Regions from separate parts of the Homo sapiens genome. Here region 2 is linked to region 1. The links are chromatin loops, found by intact Hi-C in ENCODE. Cell type or tissue: dorsolateral prefrontal cortex. All regions are shown on one strand. Each heading gives the region's core, and the rest is flanking DNA. Links, peaks and the distances in the headings are about the cores only.

Region 1 (15,331 bases), core at 4,085-12,084:
GATGTGACTTTGCTGTTTGTCTTGTTGTAGAACAGGGCTTTCATATTTCCCCATTTTATTTAAAAGCCCGTTTCCTCCTTCTCTCTACAGTATAAGCACAAATCATAATATTTTCTTTTCTTTTCCAATAATAAATGTCTGTAGGGGCTGCAGGCTTCATTGTTTGGTAAGCCTGACAGATTTCTCCTATCATTTGTTTGATTAAAAGACTCAGTAACTTTTAGGAGTCTTGCTGCTGGTTTCTTCCCATGTGAATGAAATACAAAACAAAAGGCTTGACGTGCCAAGGAGTAGGCAGGTGTGTTTACATGGATTCTATCTATAGCAGCTGTTTACTGTTGGAGAATGGATTTCTTCATGCTGTGAACAACATTATGGAACTTTAAGATTGTGTTAGCTCAAAGTGCTCTTTGACTGTCTTCTCTCTTTCTAACTTTGCTCATGTTGGTCCTTGAGACAGTTGAGCCAGTCTTGTTCCTGGCGTTGTGGTGAGCCTGAACTAGAGATCCCATGAATGGATGAGCTGGAGACCTTATCTATGCTGAAGATATTATGGTTACTATTAGAAGAAGGAAGCTACCTTCAAAAAAACAACTATTTAATACTTCTAATGAGTCTAGGAGTTGAACAGGGCTGTTCGGCTGACGTCGGCTGAGTCCAGCTGATATTGCTGGGATCTCTGGTGGGTTTGTTGTCAGCTGATGGCTCTGCTAAGGAATGTCTGATCTAGGTCAGCCTCAGCTGGAACAATTCTGCTGTCCCCCGCCACATGTTTCTTATAAGCTTCTAATGGGATAACCAACGCACGTAATCAGAGAAGCAAGAGAGAAGGCAGAAAACTCACATGGCTTTCAAGCTTCTGCTAGCATCAAATGTGCTACTCTCGCCTTGAGCAAAACAAATCACATGGCAGATGTCAGTGTGGGAGGTAATTACCAAAGCCATAGGGAGGAGTAAAAAGTTGGGTTATGAATATGAATGCAATAAATCTATCACAAAGATTGAACTGATAAATGATGGTTTATTTGAGGGTAATGGAGGGACTATTATTCTCCTTGTCATTGCTGAAAAATGTGATAGGTTTTCAAAAACAAAGAATGGGAATGCACTCAGACAATAGTAAGTATAGGGGTGTGTGTGTGTGTGTGTGTGTGTGTGTGTTGGAGGAGGTGATGCTTTTCATTCTTTTCTTTTTTCTCCTCAAACCAAGAGCAAAGAGACTTTTGAAGACCTTTGACAACTCTTCTATCAGTCCTCTTGGGAACTCTAAGAGGATGATTTTAAGGACACTGTCAACTGGGAGATCTTTTTCCAAACAAACACTGCTCTCATTTTTGACATCTGGATTTTGACATCAAGAGCTGCCCACATTCTGAGCTTAGAACTCATCTTTGAAAAGTTGGCTACTTTTTCTGACACAAGCCAAGAAAAGGTATTTATTTTAAAGGTAAGAATGAGTAACAAAAACAAAAAACAAAAAATAAAACCACCCACACATGGATTGGTTATTTTTGCAAAGTAAAAATTGTGAGTTTTTTTTACACACCCATATTCAAGCGAAGATAGGAAAAAATATGAGCCGATACTAATTTATAAACCTTTTCTTTTGCATATAAGTGTTGCCACTACAGTCCCATACATAAGCATCTTAGATAAAGCAATAAAGGCTGAAATGGTGAGGCTACATATCACTTATTTTTATTTCTAGAAGATAACTTAAACTACAATGGGGGAAAAAAGCACATTGTTCCAAGGCATTGGTTCCAAACTTTTAACAATGATAAGAAATACCAAAGCATAGAAACCTCAGTCCATTTTTTTGGCCACTGCATTTGGTAAATGCTTAGTAACACAAGAGAATAATGAGGAGAATGACACAGCTGAGAAAGCTGAATTCACCAAATGTCAGAGCTGAGAAAAGCTGAATTCACTGAGGCCTCAAATGGAGTCCCAGGACGGGCAGCAGCATCATCACTGGGGAGCCAACCTTGGCTCTAGCCAGACTTGTGATAACAGAGTCTGCATTTTATCAAGATCCCCAGGGATGAGTATGTACATTAGCATTTAAGAAGCACTGATGTATAATTGGTTATGTTATTAATTAGAGGCCACATCTAGGTTTAATATAATAGAAACATTGATGTTACCAAACTCCTATTTGTAGATCGCTATAGCAACAGCCATCTTTGGATCTCACTGTTTATATCTGTCAAATGGGGACTCATAACTCTCATGCATATTTGTCAAAGGAGTGGAGGAGATCAAGGAATGGCTATCATAAAATGCTCTAAGACAAATGAAGAGGGGTGTAAATATTAGGGCTTGTTATTTTATTAGGGAAGTGCTTAGATCTTAATGCCTCAGCTAGCACAAGTTCTAAACACTGAGGAAACTACGCACTCAAGAAATGCTGTTCTATTCTCATGTTATTGTGAATGTCCAACAATTAACCCTGGATAATTGGTGTTTTAGTATACTGTAGCACTGACCAAGTATCCACTTATATTGCAAAACGTACAACCTACAACCTGCTCCATTCTGTCAGTGATGACTCACCCATCACTTCGAAGAAGGGTCTTAACACCTTGCACTTGATTTCCTCTAAGGCTTTGTTGCTGAAAATGTGGTTCTCTGATGAGCAGTGTCAGCCTGGGGGCAGGCTGGAAATGCAAAACCTGCAGACCTACCTTCTATCTGCTGAACCAGAACCTGCCTTTGACATGATCCTCTAGTGATTTCTGTGCAAATGAATGTTTGAGAAACCTTGACCTAAGGAAGTGCTTCCCAACCCTGGCTGCACATTAGAATCACCCTGGGGACTTTTAAAAATATCAATACCAAACTCCCCGTTTCTCCCCACCACCAATTAAATTAGAATTTTGGGAGTTGCCTCAGGCATCTATAGACTTTTAAGGCTCCTAAATGATACTCTGATATACTATTTGGTGGTGTGAAGTGAGACCTGGAGAAGGGCCAGGAAGAGTCAAATGACAAGAGTCTTACTACTACTGACATTTGAAATGAGTTGGAGTATGAGGGGAGTAAGTAAAAAGAATGATGGAAGAGAGAGAAAGTTATGCCAAGTGGAATCTCAATTGTGGAAATGGCTGAGTGACTTACGGAAAAGCTAGACCCAACATTGAATGTTAATTTACGTGTAGCTCTGTAATATAAAAACATCTGTCTTGCCAGAACTATAGTAAAGACTGTAGGTGGATGGTTTGCTTCCTATGAAATAAGAGATAAGGGCGGAGACCATTGCTTGAGTTTATGTAGAAAATGGACAATGAGTTGGATAGTAATATAGGTTGCCAGATAAAATATAGGACACCTTATTCAATTTGAATTTCAGATAAGCAGTGAACACCCTTTTAGTGTTAAGTATGTGTTACACAATATTTGAAATATCTGATATTTAAATTTAACTAGATGTCCTTGCATTTTGATCTGCTGAATGTGGTGACCTTATGATAAACCCTAAGCTGGTTTATGAGAATCAGAAGCTGAGGGCTGCAGGCCATCATAAGAATGTTAGTTTTGAGTTGGTAGAAATCTTGGCAAAGACATCCCACTTCAATTGAGCTGAGGCATCTTGTTTGCATTTGGTTTGAATCGGAACAGCTTTTTCATTATTCTCCATTTTTCAATTTTCTTGGGTCTCCCACTTTCCCCTCCCCCATTTGCCTTGGCCTTCCCTTGATTTTTTAAAGTGAACTTTTGCTTGACCTTGTGTTTGCTGTTTTTCAGCATGTTCCAGTCCTAGCAAAAGAAAAGTTCTTAGTCTTAAATTTAAATTCGTTGGTATTTCAGAAAAGGCTCTTATTTATTTACCATTTTCTAGTATACCACAGCATTAGAGATATGGTCATAAATTTACATTTCTAAAGTGCTCTCAGCCTTCTGAATTTTGTGATAGACAATTTCCCGGGGCACAAAATGGAGTTAACCCAGGATGTGGTGAGAAAAACATGGGAGTGGAGATGAAAAACAAGAGCAAAATGAAAACAAGAATTTCATCTGAAATCAGCTCCTATCAACAATGCTGTCTCTCCCTATGCCTGAGACAAAGGGCCTTTATCAGATGGCACGGTGAATAGGCAGGGCCTTCTCTCAAAACTGCCAAGTCTGTTTATGTATCTATTATTTCCTTTGAAAATTGCCTGAAGTGGAGCCTTGTGAAGAATTTCTCAAGCATTGCCTCAAACCATTGCCAAGGTTGGGTTGTAATGGAAGTGCAGAAAGAACAAAGGACAGGCACCAGAATGTTCTTTTATTGCTTGCATGACAAAGAGGAAAGAAAAAGAGAGGAATGGGATAGACCAGTGGTTCTCCAAGTGTGGTAGCTGAACCAGGTTCATCCACGACACTAGGGAACTTAATAGGACTGTAGAATCTGAGGTCCCACCCCAGACCTACTAAATCAGCAACTCTGAGGACCAGGGTCCGTCCAGCTTGTGGTTTAACAAGCCAGCCAGGTGATTCCAATATCAGCTAAACTCTGCGATCCACAGGTACAGACATTTTACCTCTTTAATCTTAATTTAAAAAACCTCATCTTCTCTGCCCGAGCCCAACGCTTCTGCCCGGGACATGGAGGACCTAGACGTGCAGGACTGGGCTGTCAGCACCAGGTAGGAGAAGGGTTTTGTTTTGTTTTGTTTTTTTGCCTAGAAGTATTTTTCTTTAGTTTGATGACAAAAGGGGACCAGGATAGTAAGGACAGAAGGAATAGCACAGACAGAAATGAACCTTACTCTTTCTGTCAGCTTCACAAAGTAAACAGAGTCATATAGAAGGAAAAGTTACCATTAGGTAGTTTAATGGACTAGTCTATCTCTAGGACAACAATGGCTTTAAACAGAATTTTCTGTTTTTATTTATTACACATTTCTACAATAATAATGGCTACAATTTATTGAGAACTAACGTCTGACATGCACTGCACTAAACATGATTCAAAATTATGTCATTTGATGGACACACTACTCAATAGGTACCAGGGATCTACCCCTACAGTAGGGGGTAGAAGGGGTATGAAGGCGGTAAGGCCCTTGCCTAAGAGTTTATAGCCACAGAAGCAGGCTCTGAACCAGCTGCTGCTCTTAAGAAGCCAACTCTTGTTTTTTTTTTTTTTTAGGCGGGGTCTTGCTCTGTTGCACAGGCTGGAGTGCAGTAGCATGATCTTGGCTCACTGCAACTCTACCTCTGGGTTCACACCATTCTGCTTCAGCTTCCCGAGTAGCTGGGACTACAGGTGTCTGCCACCAAGCCCGGCTAATTTTTTTTTTTTTTGTATTTTTTAGTAGAGACGGGGTTTCAACGTGTTAGCCAGGATGGTCTCGATCTCTTGACCTCGTGATCCACCTGCCTCAGCCTCCCAAAGTGCTGGGATTACAGGCATAAGCCACCGCACCCGGCCAAGGAGCCAACTCTTAACCCATGCTTCTGGGTCTCGGTTGCATATTGAGCTTGCCCAGGGAGCATTAAGAAATATCATTACTTGAATCCTAGCTGCAGAGAGCCTGGTATATTAGGCCTGGATGCAGCCAACGCTTGTGGTTTTTATAAGCTTCCCTAGCATTCCAGTGCAGAGCCAGAGCTGAGGGCCACTGTCTTACTAAGCCTGTCAGTTTCCTCTTGGTGCCTTTAGCTAAGTGGATCTCAACCTTGGATGCAAATTAGAATCACCTGTTTCCTCTTTGAACCATACCAGTGTTCAGGCCCATTTCCTGAGATTCAGATTTAATTGACCACAGGTGGCCCAAGCATTGCATTGTTCTGATGTGAAGCCAGGGCGGGCGTCACTGGTCTGACGCTAACTGCTGGAGCTGAGGGGATAGAAAGTATGTTGGGTTTGTGATATGGCCCTGACTCTGATGTTACCCCTGCTGATAAAGTCCTCAGCAGGAATGAGACAGGGTGGTTTCAGAACAGCAGGTGTGAGCTGTTTAGTTCAGGATTATTGGTAATTGAAGTAAGTGTTGTGTGTGAGAGTGTGGACACCCGTACATGTGTTGTGAGGACAAATACAAATTAAAAATAAGAGGCTTAGTTCCTCCTGCCGAAAATAAGGGAAGGGATTTCCTTTCTCTCTCTCTTTGTCAGGATACTTATCTTGGAAAACTTGTAAATGTAAGTACATTATTTATTACTTGACAAAGTATATTTTAGAAATGATCTGAGCCACTTTTTGAATGTCTTTCTCCAGGTCCTGGGAGCCATCTCTTTGGAATGCTAACACCAAGGGAGATAGGACCCTATCTCTTTTTCAGTTTATTTTTAGTTATTAATTTTATTTTTTTTTTAAATTTTATTTCTATGGAAGGGTAAGAGGTTAACTTCAGTGGGCATTTCACACCAAGTTGTAAAACCACCTCTTTTCGAAAAGACAGGTATTTGCATGATTTTTTTTCCTCTGGATAAAGTCAATTAGCTAACATAGCTTGTCACCCCAATTACCAAGTAAAGTTAGGATCAGCTATTTGTGGCAAATGGTGCTGTCCAATCCTCTTGCTTGAGCACTAGTTATTGTTTATCTCCAGCACACGTATGTAGTGGGTTGAATATGTTTGGCTGCGTGGAAGGGTGACTGTGAGTTCTTCCTGTCTTTGCAATCTCTTACTAGGTTGCCAGTGATGCTCAGCACATTCTGGTTTTTCTGATGCCCCTGAATCTAGGAACACTTGGCTAAAAACTGCAAATTATTTTCTCAATTTCATCCTGTTAATAATCCATGAGAAAGCTAATGAACATATAATCTTATCCAACAATAAGAGTGCTTCTTTACTAGCTTTGTGGAGATGATTTGTGGGTTGGAAGAAGACTTCGTTGTTGTTTTTTATTGTTTCCTCAACAGTGTCGGTGTGCATGTATGTACGTGCATGCGTGAGTATGTATGTGTTAAGGATAAGGGACTGAGCTTAAGATTTCTGCCCTTCCCCCTCCACTTCACCTCTCTGCCCTGTTTCTGCAACTTTTATCACTTTTCCATTTTAGTTTTCCATGCAATGTTTGAGAGACTTTGCCCTGGTTCCAAAAAAAAGAAAAGGTTTGAGCTGGTTGCAGTGGCTCTCACCTGTAGTCCCAGCTCCTCATTAGGCTAAGGTGGGAGAATTACTTGAGCCCAGGAGTTTGAGACCAGCCTGGGAAACATAAAGAGCCCTTGTCTCTAAAAGTTAAAAATTAAAAAAAGGTTTGAATATCAGTTAACTTAGTGTTTCTGGGGTCTTCCCTTCTTTTCTAGTTCTTACGTGCCAGAAATCTGTGGCTCATGCTAGAACCCAAACCTTCTTGGGTTTCCCTGATGGGTCAGAATATCACTACATGCAAACAGGGGCTGGGAAAAAGTGTCGTATCATCCCCCCAGAGGAGAGGTGCTCCTGGAAATCCTCCTGGTGATGATGGCAGAGCTGTAGGACAGAGGACAAATACAAAGTAGAGACGAGGTGGAGAGGCAGCGGGGCAGTGGGGAAAGTGGAAAATTGGAGCGTGATCTACTCTTTGGAAATAGTTCTGTGCCCTCTGGAGCCTGTGACACATGGTTCCAGCCTGATTTATAACAGCTTTTCCAACAGTCCCAGGGTAAATAGACTAGAACGATATTTGAGCTTATGAGAACAGATGTGGCTGCATTTGCCTTTTAATAAAGACAAGAGTCTGGCCAGGCCCAGTGGCCTCCAGAACTGTTTCTGCTGGCCCAGGAGAGGTACAAGAACATTATTAGGATTGGTGGGAGCTCTATTTCCTCTTTTCTTTTCACATTCACCATTGCTACCATAATTTTAGTGACTCATTTAGGATCTGTGGTGGAGAGAGTGAATGCCAGACCTCCCAGATTCTCTCTCCACCCCTCCACCCACCACCCCAACAAAAAGCCACATTGTACTCACTGAACCCTGGTACTGTGAATGGGGCCTTTATTCTAGCCCCGTTTCAGAGTGTGCTGCAAGTTTCCTTAAGTGCAATCATCTTGACCTCAACTTATAAAACCATAAAACAAGAGCGCTAGAAGGAATTTCTGAAATGGCCTGATTCAACTTTATTCTTTTTCTTTCTCTTTTGTTTGTAACAGAAAAGAACATAGGACCAGAAAAGTCAAGGGACTTGTCCAAGATAAAACAATTGGTTGCCCACTGAGCTGATCTGCTGCCCATGAATCTAGAAACACTTGGCTGAAAACTCTGTAGTTTATTTTTTCAGTTTCATCCTGTTAATATTCCCATGGGAAAGCTAATGGATATATACTCCCAATAAATGATAAATAATGTTCTCCTGTTTACGCGTCAGGGGAAATTAGAGCAGGAACTCACAACTTGGCTCCAGTCCCTGATCTCATGGGTGAGGTTTGCTGTAGAATCTGTATGTTCAATGGATGGATTTCCAGCTTGAAGGACTTTTGCCTTTTATCACTGTTGAAACAAATGAAGAGATGGGTATGGCAATAAGGTCGGAATCCTTGCTGGTTAGAAGTATTTGAGTCTTAGAGTTGCAGGTTTACATTTGCCTCGGACCCTAGGCTAAAATATAGGACTCTTTACCGTCAAGTAGCTTCTCTTTCCAGGTAGAAAGCTTGTTTATTTTAATGTCTTCCCTGTCTTTGGGCATGAGTTTTCAGTACCTGAAAGTCTTTTTCCTTAGCACTTGGTGCTTGGCTTACTTTTTGGCCTCAGTAGATTATGTCCTCCTCTGAGAAGACTTCCCTGCCCTGTTGCCAGTGTTGGTGGGTGTCTCTATTTCTTCCTGGACACATCTCATTACAGCTCTTGCTGTGATGCCGTGTTATTGTTAGCTACACAGTGAAAAGGGAAGTTGAATATTTCATTCTTAAATACATTATTCTAAGTGAAAGAGATCAGACTAAAAAGGCTAAATACTGTATGATTCCATTTATATGAAATTCTGGAAAAGGAAGAACTACAGGAGTAGAAAACAGATCAGTGGTTGCTTGGGAGTAGGGGAGGGATTGATTACAAAGAACATGAGGGATTTTTATTGTGATTGGAACTGTTTTATACATTGTTTAGGGTGGTAGCTACCAGATTATATGTGTTTGTTAATACTCATAGAACCATATGGCAAAGGGTGAATTTTATAGAATGTAATTTACACCTTAACAAACCCATCTATACCTAAATAAATAAGAACACAAAGAAAACAGCTCAAAAAAAAAAAAAAAAAAAAAGAAAAAGAGAAAAAAACAAAGCCCCAAGCCAATCAAAATTTCCAACTCTTGTCTAATAACTGGAATGATAGAAATACAGCCTTCTTTATTTCAGGAGCCCAGTTGTTATGCTTTGATAGAAATAAAACTCCAACTAGCCTCAAAGATTGTCTGAGTTCTTTTTGAAGTTAGCATGGAGGTCCCCACAAGATAAACACTAGAGCCAGTTCTACCACTGGCCAAGAAGGGTCACCTTCACCTCTAGGTTCTGCCTCTTTCCTTCTTCCAGAATTGTGCCCAAGTACAATTTTACCTTGTGAAATGGGAATAACAAAATGGAAGCTGGGTGGGCCCAGAATCCAAGGAGTTTGGGTCTGGTAAGTGAGCCGTGATGCTGCAGTTCTCCAGGTTGTATTGTGCCTGTCTGATTTGATGGAGGGCCCTGTAGAAGCTGAGGGTGAAGCTACTAGAAGTTCCAGGCCCAGCAGAGATGTGAAGACAGGGGTGAAAACCAGGGGGATTAGGTGACATTCTAGTTCCACGGTTGGTGTGAAATGGCAGGGATCAGATGGAGGCTGTAGCTCAGTAAAGCCCCTGGAAAACCCTATGGTTTGACAAGTGCGAGGATGTGATTTTTCTACCTGCCTTGACCAGGATAGACCAAGAATTGCACTTTACTACATCCAAATGCTGACGAAACTGATGACAAAAGCTAGAAGAGACAAGCCCACCAAGTGCCTTCTGACCTCTCTCAGGGGGGACCACTTCTGGGATGCTGATTGGGGTCAGCTGACCACTTCCAGGATGCTGATTAAGGTGGCACCATTAAGAGATGGGACTGGCTTTTTAAGAAATATAATGGTAATTTAGTATTCACGGTGGACACTTCAGGAATTTATAATTATAGATGTGTAGCCTAAAGAACTGAACTTCTTTAATAAACCCAGCTCAATCAGGGAACTACCCTTTGTCCTACTTATTATTACCCCAACTTTATGACTTACATTCACCCTGATTGATTGAATGATGCTTCCAAGCTTCAGATTCACTAAAGCTGCTTTGTCCAATATGATAGCCATTATCCATATGAGGTCATGAACATTTAAATTTATAGTAATTAAAGTTAAGTACAACATATAATTTAGTCCCTAAGTTGCATTGATCACATTTTAAGTGCTCAACAGTTAGATGAAGTGGCTGTTCTTTTGGGCAGTGCGTATTGATAGGATGTTTCCATCACTGCAGAAAGATTTATTGGACAATACTGTACTACAGACTATTTCCTCAAAGATGTAAAACTTGAGTGATCTCTAATTGTCAATTGAATAAAAACATTTAGTCCTAAAACAATCAAGTTCATCTCATGTGCCCTATCACTCAGGTTAACCTTTCTCGGTTCCCAGGGTGATCCTGCCATCCTGCAGTGATGGAGATTTTGCTCTCATTGAGTCTGTCTGGATTATTTCTGGTTCATGGACAATCTGGTTTATTCCTGTCTTCATATCATCTGGACCTCTTTCCTGGTGGTAAGTGCTGAGGAGATGCTGTCATTGTGTTCTGGGTTGGATGTCTTTGGAAATCTGGGAATATTCTGACAAATTTCTTCCTTCTCGACCCTTAATGATCCAATCAACTATAGGCCAGTCTGGATGGCATGGATGAGAAGGTTGCCTGAGTCATATTCTATACTTCTAACACAATTGTCACCCTCAAGTTGACTAGTTTGCATCTTTCTTCCCTGCAGGTTGTTTTTTTTTCAGCTGTGTCTGTGCCTATATTTGCTTTGTACCTGTGGTGAAAGTTATGCTGCTTGCAATTTTCTGGTATTAGGTTGGTGCAAAAGTAATTGCAGTTTTACCATTAAAGGTAATGGCAAAAACCGCAATTACTTTTGAACCAATCTGATAGAAAACCCTCTTATCTAGTGCTGTGCTGGTAATGTTTAACAAATGTCTCTAAGAGTGGAAAAGGCCTTGTGATTGGCTGAATATCATGATATAAATACTCCCACTGTGATGGATTTCAAATTAACAACTTGACTTCTTAGAACACAGAGCTGGGAAGTTTTCTCACCATGCAGGCACAATAACTGCAAAAAACCTCAAGAGTATAATAGTAGTAAATGTCATAAAATAGATGATAACTTGTGATTATTTGTTACTTTTGTTTTTGTTATAATTTATTTTACTTCAAGTTTGTATAATTCCATTTCTAATAATGGCCATGTTTAACAGCTGGCTCACAGAATTCTGAAAAATTTAGGACTGGCTCCTGGGAGCTGGTATAAGCAGGCTCCAGATCACCACTGCCCCCCTCTTTTTACTGAGGACATATAATTGGCCTTTACAATGAGTGGTCTAATTGTAACCCCTTTGTATGTACAGCAGGATTGGGGAGTACCCTTGAAGATTCATAGATTGTAGGAATCTGTCATTTGTGACCACTGTAGGACTGTCTAATTTTAGCAGACAGATCTGCCATCGAATGTGAGTAAATGTTTGCAAAAATTTAAATAATTAAATTGGCCCAGGAACAGAAATCTCTGCCTCTTAAGAGGGCTTCGCCTGGCCTGCTTGAGCCCGTCTGAGTGAACCACATGTGTGCTGGTAGGGAATGCAGGTGGAATAGGAATGACTTCTGGCTCGTCCAGAGCTCTTTGCTCTCCTATTAATACTACCGCTTTGAGAAAGCTAAAGAGGTTTGAGTGCATGACATTTTCTGTTTTTATTTAGGAAGTTCAGTTCTGAAAGATGGACTCCTTTGTCTTATACTTTATTGCACTTAAAAAAAACTTTCCTCAGTGCTTAAAAGTTGTTTGAGTTTTTTCTCTAACAACTGGGGACTCCTGAGAGGTGAGATCAAGTGTCTGTTGCAGTGATTTTTTTTTAAGCACCTGGTATGAAGTCTGGTCTGGAGAAAGTGCTCAATAAATGTGGGCTGAATAAAGGCTGAGATGCTAGAGGCATGAACTGGTTCAGGATAGGGAGTAGACAACTTGTACCATGCTGTTGGTTTAGGTTACTGATAATTCTGGGTATGTTATGAAAACTGTTGAGTATCAAAGGAGATCCCTGAGTGCTTTTCTGCTGTTTTTCTCAGGTCCTTAGACCCCCTATGGGGCAGGAAAGGAGAGTGGCAGAATAAAGATAGTATGAGCCTGTTAGCTAAGAGCTCTGCCACAAAGCCTAGATTTCTAGTTCCTAACTGCATGATTCTGGGCAAATCATGCCTCCAAGCCTCAGTTTCCACACCTCTAACATGGTAGTAATCACTCCTACTTCACAGAATTGGCAAAATTGGATGAGATGAAGCATGCAAAATGGTTGGCACTCAAAACATGAATGTTATTGACATAATGCACTTCCATTTCTTTGGTGTTGGGTAAAATGGAAGCAGCTTCCCTCACAGTTGCATTTCTAAGAGATAACAATATATGGATACAACCTGGACCCAGCAGAACCATAGCAAGAACAGTTATTTTACCCCTCCTGTGTACCAGGTGCTATTCTAGATGCCAGGAACAAAGAGGTTAGTAAGTCATGCTTACTGCCTTTAACCAATCCAGAGATCAGTGAGTGAATGGAATACATAGTCATTTATCATGATGCAGTGTCAAACAGGAATTTTTTCACGGGAAGAGGATTTGAAAAAAAGAAATTGACTAAGAAAAACATTTTGACTGTTAACTTTGAGCAAACTTGACCAAACATCTCCCAGACCTCTCTCTCACAACCTCTTTTGAGAGCTCTTGACTTTCAAAATCGAATCCAGGTGCACCCCCCAAGATAAGTGGGCAGCCTCATGGCCTTTCTCTTACAGTCAAAGGTAAATGATGCAGCTGGATATTACAAAGCTTTCTACCTTGACTTGATGTCTATGCCTGTTAAAGCAAGCAGCCAGCGTCTGACATCTCAGGGTTGTTACAACTTTGATTATTTTTGGATGGAGGCACTGCTGTCCTTATTTCGGTGCCTCTCAATTATGCCTCGTGTCTCAACTGCTCCTGAACCTTCATTCCATAAAACAAAAGAGATTGCCTGCTGCGGTTTTCATAGGTCTTTGTGGAGTCTCTTTAGATTTGGGCATTTTGAGGTCAATGCGGTGAGTGTTTTTTTCATGCGTTTGTACTTTTCTAGTTCCCTCCCCAACACTTACCCTCACCCCTACCCAAGATAGTTTTTATAGTTTTATGAAATATGCATCATAACTTCTACAGAGAGGACAGGAGGAGTGCAAACATCCAAGAAGATACAACTTTAAGAGAAATTAATTAATTTTTCCCCACTCTCCCTTGTGTGTCCTCAGTGCTCTGAACCCTTCTGAAACAAACGAGACCCATGTGAATTGCACATGAGGTAGGCAGTTACCTCCTCAGAACAGTTTGGGCGGTGCACAGCAGATAGAATTTTCATTTATGAACAAATTTGTCCAATTCCCAGGTCTTTCATATTCGTTTTTGAGGTTTTGGTACTTAAGTGTATCTTACTAACATGAATGTACCCTAGAAATGGTGCTACCCCCCAGCAGTTCTCCTCATTTCAGTCAGGAATTGTTAAGGGCAAGAATGAGAAAGATTTCAGGACTTGGAGGTGGGGGAAAGAGGAGCTATCAAAGAATAGCAAGGGCCTTGAAAGACAAACCCCAGCTACTACTGACACCAGGCTGGACAGCTGCATATCCTCCAAGCCAGCAGTCCTATACTATGGTCAGCCTAGCACCAGCATTGACACTACCTGGAAGCTTCATAGAACTGCAGAATCTCAGGCTGCTCAAGATTTGCAGAATCAGAATCTCTGGGGGCAGCTGGGGTCCAGAAATCTGTGTTTGAATGAGCCCCCAGGTGATCCTGATGCACCCCAAAGTTTGAGAAGCACCACTATAAGTCACTGATTCAGACCCAGTTTTCTTCAACTTTTCAGCATAAGTAGCAGGTGTATGGTTTTATAAAATATAGACTTCCTCTGGCATAAGAAGATTTTAATGTGTGTACCCTATTGTTCAAGATACTTACAATGTTTCGCTGCAAACTTACAATGGGAAATGTAATTTGTCTCTTACTGTGCTGCAATAGCCCCCTTCCTTGCAGTTCTTACAAAAGAGCAGCTTCAGAGACAAATCTTGTTAATGGTAATTATGTGATGCTGCAGAACATTTTTCATCATTCTTCTTGATCCAGAAAATATTGGCTGTGATTCAAAAAGATTTGTGTAGGCTCTCAAACCCCTCATAGATTTCCTTATAGAACTGATCACCTGTTTGAGTAGGAATATAGATGTAAAGAAAAAAAATATACATATATGGTAGGCTAAAAAGAGGGCCAGCAATTGAATGTCTGAGAATTCCATTTGATTTTTTGCTGATAACAGGAGAAGTTCCCCACCCCCTTTTCTTGGGTAATATTCTATTTGTTGTGTTTTAGAACTCAGTAAAGCAAATTGCACTTTTGAAAAATCCCTCCAGTAGTAGAATTGGGCACAGGGCAATTCCAAGTGACTGGAGTGCACCTCAGAACATGGGAGAACCCTTGCTTGTCCTTGTGACTCACTGGCCATAGGACCTTGGATAAGTCAACCACTGATATGGTTTGGCTCTTTGTCCCCACCCAAAACTCATCTGGTAGCTCCCGTAATTCCCACATGTTGTGGGAGGAACCTGGAGGGAGATGACTGAATCGTGGGGGCAGATCTTTCCCATACTGTTTTTTTTTTTTTTTTTTTTTTTTTTTTTGAGACGGAGTCTCGCTCTGTCGCCCAGGCTGGAGTGCAGTGGTGCAATCTCGGCTCACTGCAAGCTACGCCTCCCGGGTTCATGCCATTCTCCTGCCTCAGCCTCCAGAGTAGCTGGGACTACAGGCGCCTGCCACCATGCCCAGCTAATTTTTTGTATTTTTAGTAGAGACGGGGTTTCACCATGTTAGCCAGGATGGTCTCGACCTCCTGACCTCGTGATCCACCTGCCTCGGCCTCCCAAAGTGCTGGGATTACAGGCATGAGCCACTGCGCCCGGCCGAGCTGATGGTTTTAAAAATGGGAGTTTCTCTGCACAAGCCTTCTCTTTGCCGTCATCCACATAAGATGTGATTTGCTCCTCCTTGCCTTCTGCCATGTTTTGTGAGGCTTCCCCAACCACGTGGAGCTGTGAGTTTTCCATTAAATCTCTTTCCTTTGTAAA
Region 2 (15,331 bases), core at 6,723-14,722, 78 kb before region 1:
GATCTAATTGGGAATTGAGCCAGGTCATGGAGATCCAAAATGCATTGCAAGCCATGCTTCCTCTCACTGGGAAAGGTGAGACAGAATTTCTTCCCTTCTTCCGGGGCGGATGCTTGTTTGCACTTCTCTGGTATGTGAGAGAGACCTTCCTCAATTTAGATGATAGCCCCTTAGGGAAGAGCATTATAGAGTAAAGATTTGACCACATGCCTCTTTTTGTCTCATTTTTGATGCTATATTTTAAATTTTACAAGAGTGTTACTTCAGTCAAATACTGACATCACCCAGGTCTCCTATACGGAACTCTTAGTAGAAATTATGGCATCTCCGCAGATGACAAGTAAAATCCTTATGCAGAGAGACCTGACTCAGATGTAAATTGTGATCACCATTTTCAGAGATTGTCCTTCCTTGGTCTGGTTCCAGTCATCATCACCTTGGATCTTGTATGAGTTCATATCTCTGTTAACTATGGTGGAGTGGTTGCTTCTCTGTGGTTTTTTTTTTTTTTTTTTAAATAAGGTACTGACAGTTGAGTTGCCACTCTTTGAAGATGTATTTTGACTTTAATGTTTTTAATCTGTTTATTATGGTTAAAGTTCCTATGTATTATAAATGCTGTCCTCCCTATTGTTATGTGATGCAGAGACTGGAGAAACTCAAATTTAAGAACATGTTTTCATGAATAGTCCCCACTTTAAGTGAGACTTATTTTAGCATTATTTCATGAGCAATTAGATTATTTTACTCTAAATCTCTGGGCAGTTCAAGTACTGACCTACTTATATAGTAGCTCTTAATTAAAAAAATAATTATTTTTATTTTAGAGAATATTAGAGAATTGAATTTTTTTTGAAATACTCTATTTTCTTAGTTCTAATACATGTGATAAAGCTAGGTATGGAACCTCAATTTTTATTCTGATTATAATAGCATGAGAGGTTGAAGCAACAAAGAAGTGCTTTATCAGTGTCGAATTATTATTTCCTGCAGCAAATGGTGGTAGTTTGTGAATGTTACTTGGTGTTATTATATTTAAGGTTATACCAACATTTAAAGTATACTGTGCCTTTCTATTGTGTACTTCACAACAGTTGATGGGGATTGTATACTTTTAAGCTAATTAAAAGTAGCATAAAACGGCCAGGCGCGGTGGCTCATGCCTGTAATTCCAGTACTTTGGGAGGCCTAGGCGGGTGGATCACATGAGGTCAGGAGTTCGGGTGGATCACATGAGGTCGGGAGTTTGAGACCAGCCTGACCAACATGGTGAAACCCCGTCTCTACTAAAAATACAAACTTAGCCCGGTGTGGTGGCGCATTCCTGTAATCTCAGGTATTTGGGAAGTTGAGGCAGGAGAATTGCCTGAACCCTGGAGGCGGAGGTTGCAGTGAGCTGAGATTGTGCCATTGTGCTCCAGCCTGGGCAACAAGGGCGAAACCCCCTGTCAAAAAAAAAAAAAAAAGTAGCATAAAATGTATCTTTTAATTTGGTTCTAGAAGAGCTTTTACTGTGAGTTTTTGCCAGAAACTGGTTTCTGTAATAATGCTCTGTTACAGCCTTCTAATTCTACTTGAATTTTTTGTTAGGGAATATTATTGTTATTTATTTTAGAAATGTAGGTGCCTTTTTTCATTTTTATTTGGTGGTATCTACTCGAGAGAAGGTATGTTAGAAATTGAGTGTTAAGCTACTTTGTAACTTCATGTATGTTTAAGTTTTCCCACAGCAAGATTTCTCAGATTTCACTCAGCATAGCAGACCTCTTAATGTTAGATCTTGTATTGTTTGCCCAAAATAACTATATTTCATTCTGGTCGCATACATTGTAAAACAAAGGATAGCATTTCATTAAATAGTAATTAATTGAGACCTTCTGGATATGTGTATAGTGTTTGTCAAAATGTGAAATTGTAACTGGTCTTTTCTATGTGGTTTTGCAAAACAAAACAAAACAAAACAAAACAACAAAATAAAAAGCTTTTTCTGGCCTTGCCTTTCCCAACCTGTCCTGTTCATTTTACAGTGAGCACAATTTAAAATCTAAGATAATTGATATAATTCAGGTGTTTGGTGTTGATGGCGGGGAGGCAGTAAATTGAAGGACAGGAGAGCAGTGTTTATTTCTAAGCACTGAGTGACTAAAGGTATAGAACTTAGTTGTGGATGTTGGGGAAATTTGGCTGTGATACTTGGAACCTCACTAATAATCAGGACTGATGTAGAATATCTGGTGATTTGGGAGTTGTCTGGATTCTTTCTTCCCGTCCCATGTGTTCTTGGAAAAGGTGTTTTTCCCAAATAGAACAAGATACTCTTTGGTTAATATGTGAGAGAAGCTTTTGGACTTTGATGATCTGATGGAGGAGATGTTCTTGGTGACTATCTTTCGAATATCAGAAAAAAAAACAAAAAAAACTAATACTAGCCAAAGTAAAACATATCTTTGGAAACACTTTCCTTTTTCTTTGACCGAAACATATTATTTTCTTCTTCTGTTATTTAAAGCCAACAAATGACCTGGAGAAAGCCACAGCAATGGTTGGGTGAGGTTGTTCCATTCCAGCATTCCCAGTAGGATTGATTGAAGTCCTTTGTTGGAACAGCCCCATTCAGGCCTTTTTGAAAGGGACCTCCTGAGCCTTGATTTTACTTTTCTTTGGATAGACTATTTTCAAGTACCTAGTAGAAAGTCATATATATATATTGGGATCATTGTATTATGATAATGTTTCTCTCTCTTAAGCTAACATTTTAATATGGATTCTATTTGTTTGAAAGTAAGCAATATCTTCTAATGAGTCATTTAGCTCCATATTTAACCTATGTATAAAGTAGTTGTAAGTTAATAAATCTTGAATTGATTGATAAAATATCTTTAGCAAATATTACCCAGAGAGTTACAGGCTTATACTGATCAGTTTTATGTACATTTTATGTACAATTGTGTGGCATGAGAAAATACTAGAAATGCATTATATTAATGCTGGAACTCTTACCAGTCCTGGCAATGCAAATTCTCATTTTGAGATTTCCATCTAGATATTCTACCATATCAATGGTTGTCATAGTAGCAGTCTCAATTGAGAATTGTGATTATATACTTTATCAAATAACTACTTGATGAAAGCTCAATTATTCTAATGTAGTTCAGCCAGAATTCTGAGCCATCATCTTGCCTGGTTAAGGAAATAATTAAGCAACCTAAAAAAAAGATTTCTTTCTTTCTGTTGAATTGTACAAATTTTACCGTATTTCACTGACTGTAGGGTGCCATCAGGTGTAAGACATGCCATTACTTTATGTACTGCTAAGAAAGGAAAAAAAAAAGCCTAATAGTTACACTCATGAGATGGCATCAATTAAAAGACACAAACCAGTTTCAGAGATGTTAAAGTGGCGAGGGTGGGGGAGGCACAAGGAATCTACAGTCCATAAAATATGGCACTTACATATGTACACAGAGTTTTAGTTGGGTATTGGTCATAATCATATTAAAATGTAAAGAAAATTATATTAAGTAAATAACTATTTCTGGCAAATATTATACAGATTTTTTAAATCCTAGAAACCTATAATTGGAAAAGATAGGCGATCATGTAGTCAATACACCTGAGGAAATGTACCATGAGATCATCTAGAGCAGAGTTGTCTAACCTTTTGGCTTCCCTGGGCCATGTTGGAAGAATTGTCTTGAGCCACACATAAAGTATGCTAACACTAAGGATAGCCCATGAGCTAAAAAAATTGCAGAAAAAAAAAATCTCATAATGTTTTAAGAAAGGTGGCGAATTTGTTTGAGGCTGCATTCAAAGCCATCCTAGGCCTCTTGCAGGGCCGCAGGTTGGACAAACTTGATCTAGAGTATGTAAAACTTAGCAATTGGTTGCCTTTTTTTATTGAAGTATCTTCAACTTTACAAAAGAAATTATAATATTCCTTTAAATAGCCATCTTCAGAGTATCTCCTGGTAAACTTTATATACCCCTTTTCAAGATCACTTAATGTATGGAAGAGAATAATTTGGGATTTAGATGAGTAGTTTAGTATTCCAAACAAGGTGCACACTGAGACACAGTGTGTATGTAAGAGCTATAATCGTCAAATGTCATGGTAAGTGCCATATGGAATTTTAAAAAGAATCATCGTTCCCTGCCTTCTAAGAATTACCACATTCTACCTTTGGGCATTCCTCCCCACCCCCCGCTCACCCCAAATCTAAAGTACAATTCAAGGTTAACTGGAGCTCTGTGTGGTGAAAAGGTGGCTTAATGAAACTGACCATGAACCTTATACTGTGGACAGCACTGAGGTATGCCTTGGCCAAATACTTGGCCTTAGTTATCAACCTTGGTGCTGGAATTCAAACTGGGTCATTGTCGAGAGAGGCCAAATTGAGTTGCTAGTGAGATATGGCTGGGTGGCTAGATGGGCTCCTTGCAGGAGGCTGTCTCAGGAAGTGGGCACAGCAGTGAATCAGCCAACAGGTGGCCTCATGGAGGTTTGAAGTCCACAATGGGCACCCAGCCTGAAGTGTGGGTTCAAGTGCAGGTTTGGAAATAACACTGTGGGATTTGGACATTGGGTGTGGACCGGATCACAGTGCACAGCACAAATCTTGCTTATTATTGAACCTTCCCTGCAAAATCAGATTCACAGCAAAATGGGACCTGCTTGGCCCATAGGTGGGGCTAGAGGAAGCCTGCAGATAGGATGAAATGTCAGTAGCTGTGCAGTCTGAAAAGAGTACAAGGATGAGGAGCTAGATTAATCTTTGAGATTTTGTGTTTTAGATGATTGCATCACAAACGTTTCCTGCTTTGGGCACAATTGCTGCTAATGGTGAGAACTTACCTTTGTAGACTGTTTTTAACTAAAGTGCTTTCACAAAACATATAATCTTGCCTTCACAATAAACCTGAGGGAGAAGCTGGGTCTAATTACCCCATTTGGCAGATGTGGAAAATGAGGCTCACAAATACTGACCTTAAGGTCACTTGTTGTTAGCTCTTGCTTTTTTAGCTATGCTATGCTTCCAGCGCTTGACTCCATATTTATTTCCAAATTTAGAAAGCATATATAGTCTGTTTTCCAGCAGCTTCTGCTGACTTTGGGGACTGCCAACATTTTGTTGCTTATCTTTTTACCTCCCAAATCAAAAGCATAATTTTTGCTCAGTATTGAAGGGACAAATAAGCAAAAACAAAACACTATTCCCTCATAACTTACCAGATTAAACTACTCTCCTCTGTTAGGTTATGTTAATCATTTTTGGAAGTGATAGGTATTTCTTCAGTCTACCTTACCTTGTTTAAACCTCTGTTAACCTCACTGCTGTTGCTTTTTAGCGGCCTTGTAGTAAACCATGTACAAGTCCAGACAAGGAGTCCAGAGTTAGAGCAAGTTAAACAAGAGTTGCCAGCATTATTAGTTGTTGACATAGAAGTTGGTGTTAACCGTGAATAGCTGGTTTCTAACTTTATTTTACCTGGAGAGCCTCTTCTGTTTTTGAGCAGCGTCCTCACTGCAGTTCCTTCCTTCCATCTCATTCCACAAGTATCCTTTCAGCATTCTTGCCTGTAGTGTGCCCCTACAGGGGTGCAGACTACATATGTTCATGGTTTTCATCTTTGTAAACTTTAAAAGAAAGCTCTTCTTTTAAAGTAGATTAGAAATATGACAATTGAGCATTCTGTAAGTGTGTGAGGTAATTACTGTGAGTGAATATTAGAGTGAATGAAGCAAACAACATGACAAGCCAGGAGATCCGCCTCGTAGTCCAGGTGTTGCCCCACTTCTTTACTGTGGAATTTTCACAAACCCCTTATACTTCTGACACCAGTTGCCATACCTGTGAAAAAAGAGTTGCATTAAATGATTTCTGGAGTCCCGTTCAGTTTCAAACCTCATTCAGGTCTGCAAAGTGAATATGTCAGATTGTATTAAATAAAGGTAGGATTGCTGACAAACCTTCCAGTGGTGAAAAGGATGATCTAAGTGAGCTTAAATTCTGTGGATAATTTTGTTATTATTGGGAATTGAATGGAAATAGGTTAACAGTGATTCAGCTTTCTGGCAATTATAAAATCAACTGAAACACACTATTATTAGCTAACTTTTTAAGTTTGGTTTCTAGTCTTGCTCACCGCCGTATGCCCAACACCTAATACACTGCATAGTCAGTATGTTTTATTTTGGGAATACTTTCATACAAACTTGATGGACTTCTTGGCCTATTTACCTCATTAGGGCAGACAGCTCTAAAATTCAGGAAGTGTAGAAACAAGTGATAAAATGCCTATTGGAAAGAAATTTTAGGAGTAAAATGTAGCAGTAGACATCAGGCTGCTATCCTTTTTTACCCTTCAACCCAGTGGGTGATGTTTCTGGGTTACAGACTCAACAGATGGAGTTTTAACTATTTATGTTTAATCAAGGAGGAAAAGAAGCCATAATTTGTATTTAATGTAGTAGACTATAGAAATGAAAGAATAAAGTGATACCAAAATTTTGTATATTCAAATCAATCTTATAGTTTTATAACATTTTAACCCTAACATTTTATTGTATTTTGGGTTGCAATTACTCATGGCAGATGAAAGCCATGGCTTCTCTTTCTAGAAAAATAAATGCACACATACTGCCAATTTCACCGACAGCTTGAGGAGTTTCATGAACTTGCCATCATCTGGTGGTCCCTAGTCTGAATTCTTGATAGAAAATAACCTAGTATGTTCATGTATACATATGTAACTAACCTGCACATTGTGCACATGTACACTAAAACTTAAAGTATAATAATAATAAAATAAAAAAAAAAGAAAAGAACCTAGTGTGTTAAACCTTAAATGCCCTTAGAAATAACCTAGACCAGTGTTTCTTAAACTGTGGTCATGAGATCAGTTGAATGGATTATGACCAACATTGAAAAGAAAAGAAGAAAGAAGAAAATAGAAAATATCAGAGTGTATATCATAACATGCTAAGAGTAGGTTTTGTTTTTTGAGCCATGTCTTTCCATTTGTATGCCTGTATGTGTGTTTATGTTTAGTACTAAGTCAGAATATAAAATGCATTTCTTACTGTGGATTGAGTGTAAAGTTTGAAAAACATTCATTCTGGGTGAATCTCTTTCATCTTATAGCTGAGGAAAACTGAGGCCCTTAAAGGCTAAATGATTTGTTCAAATACTCGCCTTTCTCTATTTTAAGTGGCCCAGCCAGGACTGAACTAGATTGGTTGCTAATTTTACCATGCTACATTGCTAATTTGTTGAAATACAATTGTGAAGTAGACCATTTAAAAGTACTAAGTGATTATCTGCTTCATAGTTGACATTTTTTAATTCCTTATTTTTCCTGCCGAAATCATCACTGTCATTATCTTTTAAAATAATTGGGGCTGGCGCTTCCTTTCCAGAGAATATCTTGGTCCCTCTCAGTTGGCTGTCTGCACACCTCAATCCTAGAATTTGACATTTGGGGCCTAATCAGAAGAATTTCAGAACAAGATGTGAGGGGTTGTTAAGTTTTTAATGTCCAAACTAAATTAAATTATTTTGAGTTATTTTCAATTCACTTAATAGTTGAATGCAACATATGGCACCAGATGTTGGTACTGGATCATTGGGAAGACATCTAGTAGTCAGTAGTTATCTATGTGAAGTTTTTTTCAACCTTGAATACTGTATGAAATGCAGATTCTGATCCAGAGTCTGGCTGAGATTCTGGGTGACTAATAGGCTCCCTGTAGATGCTGCTGCTGATCCTTCAACTACATTTTCAGTAGCAAGAACCTGCATTACTTGCCTTATTACCGTGGTAAGAAAAAGTAGCCGTCAGATAATTTTTCTGTCTTGATTTTAAACAGCCATGCTCATCAGTCCTTACATACATTGGAGTAATAATGCCCTTCTTTGTAGCACTCTTGTAGATGATTCAGATTTAGCGCTACTTCATTTAACTAGTATTGTCAGAATTTTCTACAAAACTTATTTTTCTAAATAACTGATATCTGTAATTTTAGAAAACATGTTCTACAATATTGCATACTTCTCTTTCTCAAACTGTTACATCCACTTTACTTTTTTTCTTTAACTTAGTGGTGTAAGAGCCATGTGTTTTGGAGACTTCTTGGTGATGGGTATTGAGCCATATGCAAAATGAGTAAAGATCACAAACCCTTCTAAGTTCTTGTATCTGTGTTTTATGTTTTTTCTATTTTGTCTCCATCCAGCTACCAATTAATAGTATGTCTGCCTAAAAGCAGCTGGTTTCCCTTTCCATTCTAATTGATTACTTCTGACCTGAAAAGCCAGATACTAGATTTGTTAGAAATATTTATGAGATTAATCCCAGTCAGAAAGGCCTACCTGGCATGGGAGCTTTCCTGCAAGGAAGTGGTCAAGGAAGTTCAGTGGCACTTGAGCAAGAGAGAAATCCTTTAGTGTTAACCCTATTCTGAATAATTAGGTCAATAGGAGCTTACTTGTTTCTTCATGACTTTCTCTATGTGCTTTTTAAACTGGTTTCTAGATCCCTCTCTAACATTGTGTGTTAAAGTGTGTATGAAGATGATTTGGAGGTATCTGTATGTGTGTGTTCTGCTGTTGAGAACATGATAATCATAATAAATAAGCAGTGCTTCAGGATCCATCTAAAATGGAGACAGGTAACTGTGCTACAGGCCCTGGTTCTCTTACAGAGGCTTTGCAAATGGTTTTAAGAATAATAATAACAACAATAAAGAGGATATTTCTTGGTTCAATTTAGTGTTCTAGGGATTTAAAGACTGATTTCTGGTAACCGCCTTTAGCAGATTATTAATTATAACAATAACAATCGTAACTCTTATTTGCTGAGCCCTCACTGTGTCAGGTAGTCATTATTCAGACAAATGTTAAAACAAGGAGGGCTGTGGTCATGAAGGGTGCATTTGCCTGAGGGGTAGCAAATGGCTGCTGTGCTTTGAACAAATGAGCGTGATCCAAATAGATAGGGGTGAGATTAAATATTTTAATTAGTCCCTCTTTACAATAAATAAGCATATGCAGAACCTATTGCCGGTGTTTTTGTTTTTTTTACTCACCAACGCTAGAAATGGTTGGAGGATTCACACCTACAAAAATCAAATGGTAGCTTATATTCTTCTAATTCAAAGCAGAGAGAACCTGTTTGCATTTTAACTAGGTGGAATCCGAACATTTATCATTTTGAATAGCCTTGTTATTTGTTCTGTCTTAGAAGTTGTGGATTATATTCTTTAAAATTAAGACAAGACTAAATGTAGCCTTAACAGTTAAGTTGAATTTTGAGATCCTGAACATGGCCCCATCTGAAATATTTTTAGTGAATTACAGCCTTTGAACATTGATCATCAGATTTGTTTTTATTTGAATCTTATTTTTACTTCTAGAGTTTATCTTATGCTTTAGTGTACTTAGGTGTACGGGTATAATCTTAATCTAATTAACAGTATTTTGTGACCTGAGACACCTGTCAAAGACCATTATAGAAGCTAGAAAACATTGGGAGGTAAACTGAACACATGGCCTCAGTTCTCTTCTTTAGCACTAGACTATGACTTGCACTCAAAAGAGGCTAAGAAAAAGAAAAATAACGTCCTTTGCCTTTAAAGTGTAATAAATGTGTTTTGCTATTAATAGCCCTTTTCAGTTTATAGACTGGAGGATTTTGTTTTAAGTATTTGAAACTAAATGCTGCTGGGAAAAAGATTTTAGTAGAAATATAGATATCTGTCCCTACCCTTTGTTAATTGATCCTGCTTAACTGGGGACATAATGTATGTCTACTGAAGAGAAATCTGTGGGCATAAACTCCTCCCTTCCTGTTGTCAAATATATTTCATATGTTATTATCTTGTTTAAATATACAGTAGACAAGAAAATGCAACTGCTGTTCCTTTAATATCAGAACTATGCATGTTACAATAGGTGTCACTGTTTTGCTTGGTCCAATCATGATTGGTGACTTCAGCTATTGGCTCGGAGCACTGGCTGTCTGACTCCATCTGCAGGGCTGTAATACCTACTCTCCTCCGATCCATTCACCACACAACTTCAGCCGGCTGAACAGACTCACGCAGCTCCAGCCCATCTTGCTGACCTAATTCAGAAAAGAAGTGCTACAGCTCTGTGCCTGTCATCTTTGCAGTGTAGCATTTTCAGGTGATCTAGGAAACAGTTATTTTTATGAGCAAATAAGAGAAACAGGAATCATGATGGGGATATATTTAACAGACCCAGTACTGGATAAAACTTAAAGCCAGTTTCTATTCAACATAGTGAAAAGGTCACCTTGCCTGGCTGAGAAAAGCAGCAAAATATCAGCTTTGTTGGTTTCAGTTAACCTCTTAGCCCGGGCTAATCTCTTTTCCTTGATGTTCAAACCAATTTGGGATATCTAACTCTAAAGAGAGACACACTGTACTCATGGTAGATGACAAGGAAAAGAACATGAAATGTCTCACCTTCTTCTTGATGCTTCCAGAGACGGTAAAGAACAGGTCCAAGAAAAGCTCAAAGAAAGCAAATACCAGCAGCAGCAGTAGCAACAGCAGCAAGTTGCCACCAGTTTGTTATGAAATAATTACCTTGAAGACTAAAAAGAAGAAGATGGCTGCTGATATATTCCCCCGTAAAAAGCCAGCCAACTCCAGCAGCACCAGCGTCCAGCAGTACCACCAGCAGAATCTCAGTAACAACAACCTTATCCCGGCCCCAAACTGGCAGGGTCTTTATCCCACCATTAGAGAGAGGTAAGTGCCGCGCTAGTCTATTTACTTTAAAAGTTTTCCTGTGTTGAAGTTTCTGCTTTTGCAAAACCTGTAATGTATTTGAACACAAATCTGTTTCCTCTTTTCCCAGAAGCTTTTTATTGGTAATGGAAAATTGCCTTGTATCTTTTCCAAAACAGTACAGCTGTTTTCCTCTTAGATAAAAATGTTTTTGCAAGCTGTAACATTCAAGTGACAGGGTTGTCTATGGGCCATAGAAAATGGGAACCTTTTATTTGTCCTTAGCTTTATTAAAAGTTTGTATAACTTTTATTTTAAACTTTAGTTACTTCCCTTATGTTTGCAATGATTATGAACAGTTTAGTTAGAACCTTTATTTGTTGTTTTGCCTTGAAGTTACTGGACTGTTGCTTAGCTTGCAAGTCTTTTGTGGGTTTTGTATGTTGGGGAAGGGGATGTTAAAAATGCAGGCTGCTGTGAATTAATGAGTTGCCTCTGTTTATAGAAATGCGATGATGTTCAATAATGATTTGATGGCAGATGTACATTTTGTGGTTGGGCCACCAGGTGGGACTCAACGGTTGCCAGGACACAAAGTAAGCAACAGCTGCATGACCGGTTTAGTCCTGACGTTTACAAAGAGGGACCCTTTCCATAAGCCTGTAACTTGGTGTGGGCAGCTTGCCGATGTCAGGCAGTGCATGTTTCACTCGATTAGGGAGAGAGCGCACCCTCTCCAGAGGGCTTTGGCCACGCTTAATTTTTTCTTTGTTTCCTTCTATACTGCTTTATATCTCACACATCCCCTCTTAACTCTCCAGACATGGGAAGTTGTTGTGACAGGTCAGGAAAGTCGTATGTTTACCCTTCTCCTAGAAATTAGTTATGTAAGCTATTATTGTATGTATTTAGTAATGAGGGGACATGTGCATTAATCTCTTAAAGCTTTGAAATAATTAGCAGCATGGTCTTATGCTTCCATGGCAAGCTACCCTGTGTACCTTGGCTTTTTCAAAGCAGTAGATTTTAGGTACGCTATGTTTACTAAACCTGATTGCCTAGTGTTGTTTTTCTGCATTGATTTGCTGGAAATGCCTTCAATTTAGTGTATGAAATAAGATTTCCCTTTCTACACAGTATGTTTTAGCTGTTGGGAGCTCTGTGTTCCATGCGATGTTTTACGGAGAACTTGCAGAGGACAAAGATGAAATCCGTATACCAGATGTCGAACCTGCTGCTTTTCTCGCTATGCTGAAGTAAGCATCATTCGTGTGTTTGGAAAGAGTTTGTTTATGCTGTATTTGTACCCTGCTGGTTTCACAGTTAAATTTAAGTTCTGCATAACAGAAAAGAAGACTGATGAAGAAAGAGGGTGCTGCTTACCTTGTAAATGTTTTCGGAAAAGAACACTTTAGCTTTCCGTGGAAAGCATATGGAATTATGCAGCATTTATAATCGCACCTTGACGTAGAATTTGGGAGCAAGTGGCATGTATAGTGATGATTTTTAACAACTTAAAATTAAAGACAAATAACTTTCTGGTATTAGCATTATTTAATAGAAGATGTTCTCTCTGAAAGCATTGTGTGTGAAAAAGTCTTTAAACAAATGTTTTTGCTTCACAATTTCAGAAGTTAAGTACCTTATTTAAGTAACACCAGTTGGGAGATTTCTGAGTATTCTAAGAGTTATTGTCTCCTAAGAGCAAATGAAAAACTTACCATCTGTTGAAATAATCTGATCTTTGTGTACACATACATATACATACTCATATAAAATCAGACACTCTCAAGGGTAAAAAGTACTTGCATTTGACATTACAGGGGAAATCTTAGAAAGATATGGATAGTCTCGTACAGTTTCATGTGGATTTATACAGAAGAACTTTCATTGGTAATACAGAAGTATGAAACTTAAAGATACGTTATATATTTATAAAAAAGATAGTTTTCTGTCTGGTGGGTCTTCTGCAGGCACCAGTATGTGTTAAACAGGTTATAGAATCAGCTTCTTTATCATGTACGGTACTAGACAGTGTGGTAGTTCACCAAGTGATCATAATCTAATTATTATTCTAAGTAGTATTTATATGATTTTTCCTAATCTTTATTCTAGCACAGCAAAGTGTATTACTTTAAGGTTATCTGTTGCTCTAGGGATTTCAGTTCATTGGAATAAGTAAAATGTTTGTTGAAAAAAGTATTCAGTGGGTCAACAAGTTGGACAGTACTCCTACATATAGTTAAAATGTTGCCATACATTGTTTACTGTCTTCTGAAAAATAAGTACTGTAGTTAGTTCTAGAACTTAAAAGTATTTAATTCATTATTCATCTTACAGTTTTGAAATATAATTGTCACTGACAAGACCTTCACAGTAGGGGATAGGGAAATTAAAGGCAAGTGAGCATGTGAAGTACCAAAATGTAAACTAATCTGCTACTTTTAACCTTTGTAATCTTTTGGAGATATATGTACAGAAACCAGTTTTACCTGCAAGTATCCCCACTGCATGAAGTCAGCTTTGTATTTTTTATAGTGTTTTCTGTTGCTGAGGAGATTGCTAGCACTAGTTCAGCATTTTGTCTTCACTGCAGTCAAGTAGGATGTTGTATCATTCCTGATATATACATAATTAGGAAACATGAACAAGAATGGCAGAGAATTACATCTCACCTAAGTCATTTGATGAATCATTTGACAAGTATCTTTTCCCACAGATGCATTGCCTATAGCAGATATTGATAAAGCTTTATAAAATTATACATGCAGTCCACAAAATGTGGTAAGATCAGAAATGAGTCAGGTGCCATTTGCTCTAGTGCTGTAGTTGTGAAAGCGGTGGCCTGCTTCATCGAGTATGAGTAGCCAGTATTCCTGGGGTTGTCAGAAAAAGAGGACAGCTGCTCCCTTGACAGTTCCAGGGTAAGAGCTCGAAAGTGCTGACCATGCTCTAGGATCCTCCCCAGGGTCCTGGCTCACAGTCAGAGCATCACTGAGCCGCAGGTGTACTATCAAGTGGCCTTGCCATCAGTAGGTGACTTCGCCTATCAGAGAAGAGAAAGGTTCCTGTGAGCAAAAAGGCAGGTTTCATTTGTGCTCGTGGACATTTTTCTCATTGCCATTCTTGTGTTTTACTTTCTTATAGAAGCTGTTGCTAATTTCTTAAGTTTTATGTGTTTCACTAAGGTGAAATACAATAACTAAAGGAAAACTCAAGATAAAGTAGCTGTAGACCTTAGGTAGAAGAGAAGCAGATGATGACTACCTTTACGTGCCTCTTTGGGAGACTGCCACTGTCTCCCAAAAAGTGTATCCTGTGAAGTGTTTTATATCCTGAAATAAGGACAGTTCACAGAAGCACAGGAATAATACATATTTAAGCTTTCCTACTTTGTCTTTTAATTAAATATATCTGGAAATAATGTAATCTTGAATTCTGAAGGTAGAAGGAATGTGTGGAGAAGGAAGAGTTTTGAGTTTAAAAAACAAAAACAAATAAAAAGTCTGTTGGATTCTATGTAAAGTTAACTGGACGATAGCATTGCAGTCCATACTTTTGATAATCCATTGAACTTGGAACTATTTGGAAAATATTAATCTCAGGTTTTATTTTGTGCTTAGGAAAACTCCAAAAGCATGAAGATGCAATAATTGCTCTTAAAACATAACGAGACTATTCTTGGTTAAATATAATGTAGTATATATAATAGAATTTTGCTATTTTTTTGTAATGTTGACTATTCAATATGCAGTTGTTTTTCAGTTTCAATAGCTTCTGTTTTGTTGAGATGACACTGAATGCAGCTTATAAAATAGAGGCTAGAATGGTAGCACAAAGTTAATATCTTTAATTATACAAACTTTACTACTGGGTTAAAATATTAATAATTTATTAATATGTTTCGAATGTTCCTTTACTCTGCAAATATGTTTGTATTAACTGTCACATAAGATGATGTTCTCAGAACAAACTTGAAAGTGGTTGTATCTTTTCTTGCTGGATGTACTCATTTTGTGAAAATTCCACTTACATGTTATGTGCTTTTTACAGATATATCTATTGTGATGAAATTGACTTGGCTGCTGACACAGTGCTGGCCACACTTTATGCTGCCAAAAAGTACATTGTCCCTCACCTTGCCAGAGCCTGTGTTAATTTCCTGGAGACCAGCCTGAGTGCCAAGAATGCCTGTGTGCTCCTCTCCCAGAGCTGCCTGTTCGAGGAGCCAGACCTGACCCAGCGTTGCTGGGAGGTGATTGATGCCCAGGCTGAGTTAGCTCTCAAGTCTGAGGGATTCTGCGATATTGACTTCCAGACACTAGAAAGTATTCTCCGTAGGGAAACTCTGAATGCCAAAGAAATTGTGGTTTTTGAGGCAGCTCTCAACTGGGCTGAAGTAGAATGCCAACGACAAGATCTGGCGTTGAGCATTGAAAATAAACGCAAGGTTCTAGGAAAGGCACTTTACTTGATCCGCATACCCACAATGGCCCTCGATGATTTTGCAAATGGTGCTGCACAGTCCGGGGTATTAACTCTCAATGAGACCAACGACATCTTCCTCTGGTATAC

The links. Peaks named below come from ENCODE experiments on the same cell type or tissue, not always from the same donor. Only the 100,000 strongest peaks of a DNase experiment are listed, where the experiment ranks them.
Region 2: a loop joins it to region 1, with 2.6 times the contacts of the local background. A loop is called at or near these places in 6 of 110 quality-filtered maps.

What each region holds. Positions count from the first base shown.
Region 1 is chr20:11,988,511-12,003,841 of GRCh38, forward strand. No RefSeq gene overlaps it. Among named protein-coding and RNA genes, the nearest start is that of BTBD3-AS1, 78 kb to the left of the region's middle. In dorsolateral prefrontal cortex, for the core only: no CTCF peak of the experiment used is centred there; a DNase peak (open chromatin) is centred at 7,861; H3K27ac peaks cover 5,663 bases.
Region 2 is chr20:11,907,825-11,923,155 of GRCh38, forward strand. BTBD3 (BTB domain containing 3) reads left to right here and starts at 10,069. Exons shown (of 4, transcript NM_014962.4): 1 at 10,069-10,777; 2 at 11,262-11,352; 3 at 11,894-12,012; 4 at 14,810-15,331. The coding sequence starts at 10,452. It overlaps BTBD3-AS1 (BTBD3 antisense RNA 1), which reads right to left and starts at 10,777. Exons shown (of 3, transcript NR_186407.1): 1 at 10,490-10,777; 2 at 5,490-5,852; 3 at 1,580-2,683. In dorsolateral prefrontal cortex, for the core only: a CTCF peak has its summit at 9,978; DNase peaks (open chromatin) are centred at 10,047 and 11,426; H3K4me3 peaks cover 6,083 bases; H3K27ac peaks cover 7,380 bases.